Regions from separate parts of the Mus musculus genome. Here region 1 is linked to region 2. The links are chromatin contacts, found by Hi-C or POLR2A ChIA-PET in ENCODE. All regions are on one chromosome and are shown on one strand. The core of a region is the stretch at or near the end of the contact, and the rest is flanking DNA. Distances in the headings are between cores, read along the strand shown.

Region 1 (4,672 bases), core at 990-3,489, 200 kb before region 2:
CTAGCCAGCTAGTAAGCAGCACAGATCCTCCTGCCTCTCCATCCCTAGCTCTCTGCTCACAGGCATGTACCAACACACCATTTTTTTTCCCCATGAGTGCTAGGGATCGGAACTCTGCCCTCGTGTCCGCGTGTAAACAGGTTAAGGCAGAGCCGTTTCCCCAGCCCATTTTTTTTTGTTTGTTTTCTTTGTAATGGGCTGTATCTAGTCAGTTTTCAAGACAAGGTAGCTTGCTAAACTCCCTGTGGGTTTTTTTTTTTCATCATTATCTCAAACTTTTGGATGGGTTTGGGGGTCTTGACCGCACATCTGTTAGTCACGAGGCAGTGCAGAGGCTAAAGGATGAGCAATGTTACCTTTAGACACGGTCCGCAGTTACCGATAACCGGTGCGGGAAATGAGGTGTTCTCATTTTTCGAGTATTCTAAGCTTGGAAATGCACAGAGTTAGCTCAGATATAAACTAATTTAACATGAGTCAAGGACAGCGTGTACTGGAGCTAGCTGACAAGACTGGAGCTGTGGCTCCCAGACAACACACTTCCCTGTGCTGCTGTCCTCAGGACAGGAGGGGCTGGGGCAGTTTCCTACATGATCTCCCTACAACTCTAAAATCCTGTGCCACGTGGCAAAGTTCATGAATATTCCAGTCAATAAATGTAAATACAGATGAGTTAGGAAATTATGTTTTCTGTTTATTGGCTTACATAAAGCCTAAGCCTGGCTTTTCGGTGTCTATAGAATGAAAGAAGTCTAAAAACTGATCAGTGAAAGTTTAGTTTTCAGAGTCTTAAGAAATTGGACCATAACTCAATTGTGAAAAATCATAGCAACCTTCCAGATGAAAGTTGAATGTGTGCTATACAGTGAGCAGGCACTTCTGCTTTGCTCTGGGTCCCTCAGCAGAGGCAGGCGGATTTCTGAGTTCGAGGCCAGCCTGGTCTACAAAGTGAGTTCCAGGACAGCCAGGGCTACACAGAGAAACCCTGTCTCGAAAAAACAAAACAAAACAAACAAACAAACAAATGTCTCACATGCTATGGGTTACTGCTGCTTTCGTAGAGTGTCGGGGCCCTGGTCTTACTGCTGTGATACACATGCATGATTGTTGGAAGCTGAGTGAAAACTGTATCCCAGGTGGATTTGATCCCCTTTCTTGTCTACTGTGCCTGGTGTGTCCTGTAGGTTACTGATCCGAATCAGAGCCCCAGGCTGCTCCTTCCACAGTGTCCTAACACGGCTCTTGCAGACCATGATCAGAAAAGCCTGTTTGAGTAGTCCTAGCCTCTGACTGTGGAGTTGCTCTGTGTTAAGACCCAAGGGAGTCCAAACAGAGATGAGTCAGGGCCTGGCACCAATCCTAAGCTCCGCCTGCTGCTAAACAGAACGGCTATTTGCTGTCACTTGGAGTCTTTCTAGGCCTCCAGGAAGAAACAAATACTTTAGAAGCCAAAACCCCAAAGCAAAGTAAAGAAAACAGAACTGTTCACACGTCCAGCAACGATTCACTGCTGAGTCCCTAGACATGGGAGGAGTGGAGTAGGGGTAAAAGCAGATGAACTGTGCAACTTGACTTCTCAACCACAAGGCCTCTCTCTCTTCCACTGTCCCTAGGGGTGGCCTTTTGCCTCTGAAGTCTTGGAATTTCAAAACTAGACTTTGAAGTTAATCTCTATTGTTAACCCATAATACACCTTTCTCCTCCTTATATTAATTTTTGTTGTATTTTTAAAACCATCTCTATTAAAATTATTCTTTCACTTAAATATTTAAAATATTCACTCTTCTCTGTCATCCTGGGAGAAGTCACTAAAAACCAAAACTCCTGTGTAGAAGAATATCATAGAATGAGTGAGTCCCTTTAGAAAATAACCACGAACTGACCACTGGAGACACCAGTGCTTTTTGCACTTTCCCAGAAGTTGAGGAGGGGCCAGTGGTTATCTGAGAACTTTATAAATGCCTGTGTTTTGTGGCTTCATAGCCTCCTGGATATACCAGCTTTACTTCTGCTGGAAGCCCCTCTGGATTCCTACCATCCCTTAAAAAAAATAGGTACCCGTGTAAGTGTCTTCTTTTCCTTTAGACACTATTGAGTCCTGTGATTAGCTTAGCAAAAGTCATGTACCTTGTACCTGAACTGGAGGCATGGCTGGCTGATCCTTCTGGGTCCTTCCACGAGTGTTCTTCCCCTGCTCTGTCAATAACTGAGCCTCCGTTGCTTTTCCTTCTCAGATGCTAAGCTCTAGTCTATGCTGGGTATTGTGATGTCATAGACTAGAATTTTCCCTACCCCCACTACCCAGCTGAGATCTTCCCACCCACATCACTAACAGTCTCTCAATTTTCATTTACTTTAGCACTCAGGACCTTTTGAAATCTCCGGAAAGAAACATTGAAGACTGTGGTGGTTGGAATATGCTTGGACCAGGGAGTGGCACCATTAGGAGGTGTGGACTTGTTGAAGAAAGTGTGTCACTATGGGGGTAGGCTTTGAGAGAGCTTCCTACTAGTTGCCTGGGGATGCCAGTATTCTGTTTATCTTTTTTTAAAAAAATTTTTATTAGGTATTTTCCTCATTTACATTTCCAATGCTATCCCAAAAGTCCCCCATACCCTCCCCCCCCCACTCCTCTACCCACCCACACCCACTTTTTGGCCCTGGCATTCCCCTGTACTGGGGCATATAAAGTTTGCAAGTCCAATGGGCCTCTCTTTCCAATGTTGGCCTACTAGGCTATCTTTTGATACATATGCAGCTAGAGTCAAGAGCTCCGGGGTACTGGTTAGTTCATTATGTTGTTCCACCTATAGGGTTGCAGATCCCTTTAGCTCCTTGGGTACTTTCTCTAGCTCCTCCATGGGGGCTCTGTGATCCATCCAATAGCTGACTGTGAGCATCCACTTCTGTGTTTGCTAGGCCCCGGCATAGTCTCACAAGAGAGCTATATCAGGGTCCTTTCAGCAAAATCTTGCTAGTGTATGCAATGGTGTCAGCATTTGGAGGCTGATTATGGGGTGGATCCCTGGATATGGCAGTCTCTAGATGGTCCATCCTTTTGTCTCAACTCCAAACTTTGTCTCTGTAACTCCTTCCATGGGTGTTCTGTTCCCAATTCTAAGAAGGGGCAAAGTGTCCACACTTTGGTCTTTGTTCTTCTTGAGTTTCATGTGTTTTGGAAATTGTAACTTATATCTTGGGTATTCTAAGTTTCTGGGCTAATATCCACTTATCAGTGAGTACATATCATTTGAGTTCTTTTGTGATTGGGTTACCTCACTCAGGATGATGCCCTCCAGGTCCATCCATTTGCCTAGGAATTTCACAAATTCATTCTTTTTAATAGCTGAGTAGCACTCCATTGTGTAAATGTACCACATTTTTTGTATCCATTCCTCTGTTGAGGGGTCTGTTTACCTTTCTGAACAAGATGTAGAACTCTCAGCTCCTCCAGCACCATGCCTGCCTGGACACTGCCATGCTTCCTGCCATGATAATATTGGACTGAACCTCAGAACCTGTAAGCCAGCCCCAATTGAATGTTGTCCTTTATAAAAGACACCTTGATCATGGTATCTGTTCACAGCAGTAAAATCCTCACTAAGACAAAGACCATCCATCTCACCTGCTTTACACATAATAGCATTGATAGCCTGGATGGTGAAGTGTCTGAGCTAACTAGAGCCCAGAGGCCCTCTGTGTTGTGCTCTAACCCTTCTGGACACATTGCATTTATATCCTGATCTCCTGTCCAGAGTTCAACAACAGCAGGGGTTTCTGGCAGGAAGCTCAAGAGACTACCTGCATCTGCATGACACGAAGCCATCCAAATAAAGTGCATTGCAGTAATTGAGCATTCGCAGTAGAGACCACTCATTTTTCTAACAACCTATAGATGCCAGGAAGAGCTTGTCCTAACCTGGACTCAGAAATCCTGGCCCACCAAACCAATTCTAGAATAGCAAGTAATGTGACCTCTGAGTAATTGATGTTTTCACAGATTTGATGATGAGTAAGAAAGTCAAAGCTACTAATCATATTTACTGCAATGACACATCACGTTCTAGTATTTACTAGAAAAGGAATATCAGTAAAGAAACAGATTTCTGCTATAATGTACTTCATATCCCCGTCTCCTTTTTGTAGACATTTCCCCATGATGTTAAGGGATTATCTTCATTGCGTGAGCTGACTTGTATCTTTCAGAGTATCGAAGGGGTGAGGGAACACATATCACACATATCATTTGTAATACCAACAAATAACTTTTTATATCATGCTTCAACATTTACAAGCCATTTTCACATATATCATTTCATTTAATCACATCTCAGTGAGGTATATTATGTTTAGTACAATTTTATGGATGAGAAAATTATAGCTTAAAGTGGTTATGACTTGCACAAGATCACGAAGCTAATTAAGTAGAAAGGTTAACATTAACTGTAAACCAGATCTTCCAGCCAAGCATTTTCTGCAACATATAGAGCTTGCCCTGGGTCGGAATTGCCATTTGGTCCCAGAAAAAAATTTAAAGGCAACTGCATTAAGGGACCCTTTAAGGAATATAGAAAAATCATTCCCATGGGTTATAAATGCTGTTTTATTAACTTCCTAAATGCTTGCATAAAAACTAAAAGGAATGGTTGATGCACACATAATTTCAAACTTT
Region 2 (4,838 bases), core at 1,459-3,958:
TTCTTTGATCCATATTCATACTTTGCTATTTCATAGCACTGTACTAAGTAACCATCTTCTTTGGGCAGTTTTAGAATCATCTTGTTTAAAATACACTGGACTATGTTATGTTCCATGGTCATGTTAAAGTGCTGTAAGTCTGTATATTCAGAGGACATTCTTGTTAAACATCCAAGTCTTGTGTATTCCACTACATTATAGTATAGTATAGTATAAAACATACTAGCATATAAAAGTATAAAAGCATCCTTTGTATGGATCTTGATTTTCTTTTCTATTTCTTTATTTTTTGTTGCTTTAGGTAAAGGGATTTCTTTCATTACTTAAGTTTAAAGTTTCTCTCTGTGGTGGTTCATTTTGTGCCATGTTGGTTAGGCTGTAACATCCAGTTGTTTGGCCCAACATAGGTCAAGATGCTGGCAACACTTAATCTCTAGATGTTAAGCAGATTACCCTCTTCAAAGTGGCTGGGCCTTGTCTATTCTGTTAAAGGGTTTAAGAGTGAAGATTTGCACTTTCTTTCTGAAGACTCCAGCATAGAAAGAAATCCTGCCTATCTTTTCAGCCTGGCAGTTTTCTCTTATCAGTTTCAGATCCCAGAATGCAAAGTCCACTATTACTGTCTGTCTGTCCATCTACTCTCTAGACATCAGCTTTAGCAATCTTGAGCCAATCTCTTGAAATCTCTCTTTAACATCTCCCCTCACCCTTTCTGGAGTTCCTCTGATGCACCCTAATGCCTTCCCAACAATACAGAAAACATAATACTGCATGCTATGGTGGAAGACATGGCTCTCAAGTCAGACCAGCGTTTACTAAGGAAGTGACTTAGTTTTGGAAAGGGACTGCTCATTTGTATAAATAAGATCAAATTACTATGTGTTGGGTAAAAATACTGTATATAAAATACCTGCCAGGGCTCTTGGCTCAAACAAGGACCCTGAAATAGACCTTACTGGAAATGTACTGTTTAGTTGCCTATTTAGTAGTGAGTCTTATTATTTAATTAATCAAATATTTGGATATTACTAAATGTGGTATATTTTACTCAATGAAATTTTACCAGTATCAACTTTGTGTAGAGGTACTCAAATTTGTTGTTGTTGTTTGAGATAGAATCTCACTATGTAGTCTGCCTGGTTTTGAACTCACTATGATACTTGAGCTTATCTTTAACTCTCAACTCTTCATCGTGTTGCCCTAGCTTTCCAAAGGCAGCGATTACAGGTTTGTACCACCATGTCCGTACATATCACTTGAGGTTAGTTCTTGAGATTTATCTGTCCTAGGTGTAGGGCAAGTTTGTTTCTAGGAATCTACTTCCAATTTAGTCAGCTGATAAACGACTTTCTGAAGACTAAGTGGCCCACAGTGCTCGGTGTAATCCCAAGTGAGATGCTTAACACATCTACTACAGGGACTAATTAGGATTTCAAAAGCAGTGAGATCAGTTGCTGCACTAAAAGAATCTCATTAGTGCTTCTTCATCTAGTGAAGGCAAATTCCATGACACAGAACGGATCGTAAAACATGATGAAGACCTGGCATGTAGAAAATACACAGGGGCACGAGGTTTAAATAATAAAAGAATACACCTTCCACCTTTGTCCGTTTATCTGATCATGTACACTCGGTACTCAATTTATAGCATCATTAAGCCCAGGCTCAGCACTGTACTTCTTCTAAGACCTGCCACCTTGCCAATCTTAAATAACTGGGAGACTAGATGCCCTGAGAAATGATCCAAATCTATTTTGCCAGGGGGCGGGGGTGGGGGTGGGGGTGTGGAGCTCGTTCATGCTAAAAGTATCTGATGCTCAAAGCATCAGAAACAGTCGGCTCCTGCAGAAAAGCTTTGGCAGTTTGGGGCAGAAACTTAAAAGAACAAGCAAATTATATCCTCACCTTACCAAAACAGGTGAAAAGCTCTCTTACATCCTAGCCAGCAAACACTAACAAAGAAGGGCGATGGTTGGCTAGGGGAACTTTTGGTCTCTTTGTCATCTTTGTCTTCCCAATATCGTCATTTCTCATTTTCTTGGTTGCAGAATTTCACTTTTCTCCATCCAAAGACCCTCCTTCTCGCTCGGGAGTTTTTGGTCTTTTTCTGCTCTGCAGGCCCCGAAAGTCTGGGGCCTCACTTGCCAAGGGAAGCCACTGGAACCTTGCCTAGGTAGGGCACGGACGGTGACATAGCGGGAGCACTGAGCCCCCGAGATCTGCTGGCGTCACCGCCGCAGCGGCCTCCCGCGACGCCCTAGTACGGGAATTCCACAGGGGACGCGCGCGGTGCCCCGACGGGCGGAGCACGGAGAGGGCGCCCGGTGCTCTGGGCATTTTGGATCTGTCGGACGAAACAGCGCCGATCCGGTAGGCCGAACAAACTCCGGGTCGGTGCGCCCGAGGATGCCCCACGTAACTCTCCTGCGCACGCGCCGCGGGTTGCGGGGAGGGAGCTGCGGGGAGGCGGGAGGGGCCGGGGGGGCGCGGGGCGCGGCGCGGCGCGGCGCGGCGCCTAGCGCAGCGGACGCGAGCAGCCCTGTCCGGACAGCCGGCGGGCTCCTGGGCGCGGCGGCGGCGCGGGGCGCGGGGCATGCGGCGCGGCGTCGTGACGTCACGGTGGCGGCGGCCGTGGTTGGCGCAGGGTCCGCTGCTGCAAAGTGTGAATTACGCCGGGCTCGCGCCGGCGGCGGAGCGGAGTGAGGCTCGGGGGAGGGGAGGGGGCAGGGCTCCGGCGGCCGAACTGCTCTACGCTCCGCGCCCGTGCTCGCGGCCCGGGCCAGCTCTCGCGCCGCGGAGCGCCTGGGCGGCGGGTTCCCCTTTAACGCCGCCCGCCCGGCTTCCCGAGCCCGCTGCAGCCCTTCCCGCCGCCAGCCGCGCGGAGGGCCGGGAGGCGTCGGCGGCCACTAGCGCCGCCCGCCCCGCGCGCGCCTCGGCCCCGGGTCCCCGCGGCGCGGCCCCCTCGTAGCGCAGGGGCGGGCGACCGCGGACTGGCGGGCGCCGCGCGGATCCAAGGCGGACGTGTTCAATGGAAGTATGCTACCAGCTGCCGGTGCTGCCCCTGGACAGGCCGGTCCCCCAGCACGTCCTCAGCCGCCGAGGAGCCATCAGCTTCAGCTCCAGCTCCGCGCTCTTCGGCTGCCCGCATCCCCGGCAGCTCTCGCAGGTAACCGCCGCCCCGGGGCCCGCAGCTCGGTGCTTTTGTCTTCTGGAGGGACTCGGGCCATTGTTCCCGCCTCGGTAGGCTGGCCTCCCCTTCCCGGAGTCTTTCACCCTCGGCTGTGCTCGGTGCCCCTGGCCTCTGCGACCCTCGCCGCGGCTAACCCGTCACGCCCGCTGGTAGCCCCAAGCCATGACTTTATCCTCCCCTCCTTTCTCTGTGTCTCCTACCAGTTGGGCCTCTTGTCCCCTTAGTCATGACCCTGAGCTCACCTTTTCGCCCCCCACCCCCTAGCCCTCCCCCACACCTGTGCAGGTTCTCGAGCCTTGCAGCGCTGCGGGTGCTGAGTTTCTCAGAACAATAGGCCTAGTGGTCCCATTGTGGTCCTCACCCGAACTGCGAACTGCTGCTTTGTAGGGAAGGGGCCTAGGTGTCAGGAACTAGTGTGCAAAGTTGATGGTTTCCAATCAGTTTTCTCGCTTGATAAAGGCGGCTTTAGTTCAGAAACCACTGATGAGCATTCACAAAGGACTTTGTTTCCGATGGCCCAACACCAGTTGCTGTTGAACATTAAAAAAAAAAAAATTTTTTTCTGTGACGTCCTTGGCTCAGCTCTTTAGTTGGGTTAAATTTGGTTGCCAGATTTAGAATAAAGAGGAAGAATTTTACTTTGTTTACATATGAACCTGGTGCCCTCATTGCCTGCTGCCAGAAGTTCTGTGTTTATGAGATTACTTTTGGGACGGGTACTGGAGGAGTGTGCTTACATTTGCTGGTCTAGACTCCAATCAGTGAGCCTCAGCCATTCATCCATCCATCCATCCATCCATTCATTCGTTTATTTGTGTGCTTGTTTATGGCAGGGCCTTTCTAAATTGTTCAGTCTTGCCTTTAACTCATGATCTTCCTGCTTCAGACTTCCAAGTACCAGGCCTGAGCCATTGCCCTAGGTCCCGTATTCATTTCGTAAAATAAAGTATTCTTATTTTTTTCTATTGCTTAGTATTTCTTTACCCTTTATAGCACACTGTTTCTCCCTTCAATTATATTGTATTATAAGAAAGGAAATTTTAAAGACAGTTAGAATGGACAGCATCTTTTAGAGATTTTGCTTATAGTAGATCGCCAGTAAATTCTATTTGTCATTTGCCTTTTTTTCTTTTTCCTTTTTGGCCTGCAAGATAGAGCAGGAGGTTCTGTGTGAGTTTCCTTTCAAAGAGTTCTTCTTTATTTAAGGTCAGACTCTTCTGATACAAGGTAGTATGCTAAAGAATTCAGTGTAAAATACTAAGTGGAATTTCAAATAATACTTTTGTTACTTTGAAGTGTAGTTTGTGAACTGTATTTTTTATTATTGCTTAACACGTTTTAAAGTTCCAGAATAATATCAAAATATATTAAAGCACTCAGGAGAAGGTTTTCAATAATAGTAATTAAAGGTCTTTAATGGAAGTAACTTTCATTTCTAAATACTGTTTTCTTCCTGAGATCAGCAGACATGACGAACACCCACTTTCACTTACATATAAATAGTAAGGCACACTTTATCTAAAGTTATGAAATATGTGTTACATGTCCCTGCTTCCTGAGAGGGAAGATCAAGGGATTGAAAACAAAACTGACCCCAAGAGCTTTACCTAGTATCTTAATTACCACACAAAAAACAATTTAAGCTTCA

Evidence for each region. Hi-C counts contacts between places; a loop is a spot of excess contacts on that map. ChIA-PET counts read pairs that join two places held with the same protein, here RNA polymerase II (POLR2A).
Region 1: a map of mouse embryonic stem cell shows a loop between it and region 2 (2.3-fold over the local background). The contact joins the promoter of Dnajc5b here to the promoter of Pde7a in region 2. A Hi-C loop is called at or near these places in 1 of 37 maps with a recorded cell type or tissue (mouse embryonic stem cell). POLR2A ChIA-PET finds 5 or more read pairs at or near these places in 1 of 5 experiments (Patski).

Annotation. Positions count from the first base shown.
Region 1 is chr3:19,506,162-19,510,833 of GRCm38, reverse strand. Dnajc5b (DnaJ heat shock protein family (Hsp40) member C5 beta) reads right to left here and starts at 2,239. Exons shown (of 5, transcript NM_025489.3): 1 at 2,128-2,239.
Region 2 is chr3:19,309,192-19,314,029 of GRCm38, reverse strand. It overlaps Pde7a (phosphodiesterase 7A), which reads left to right and starts at 2,708. Exons shown (of 13, transcript NM_001122759.2): 1 at 2,708-3,166. The coding sequence starts at 3,029.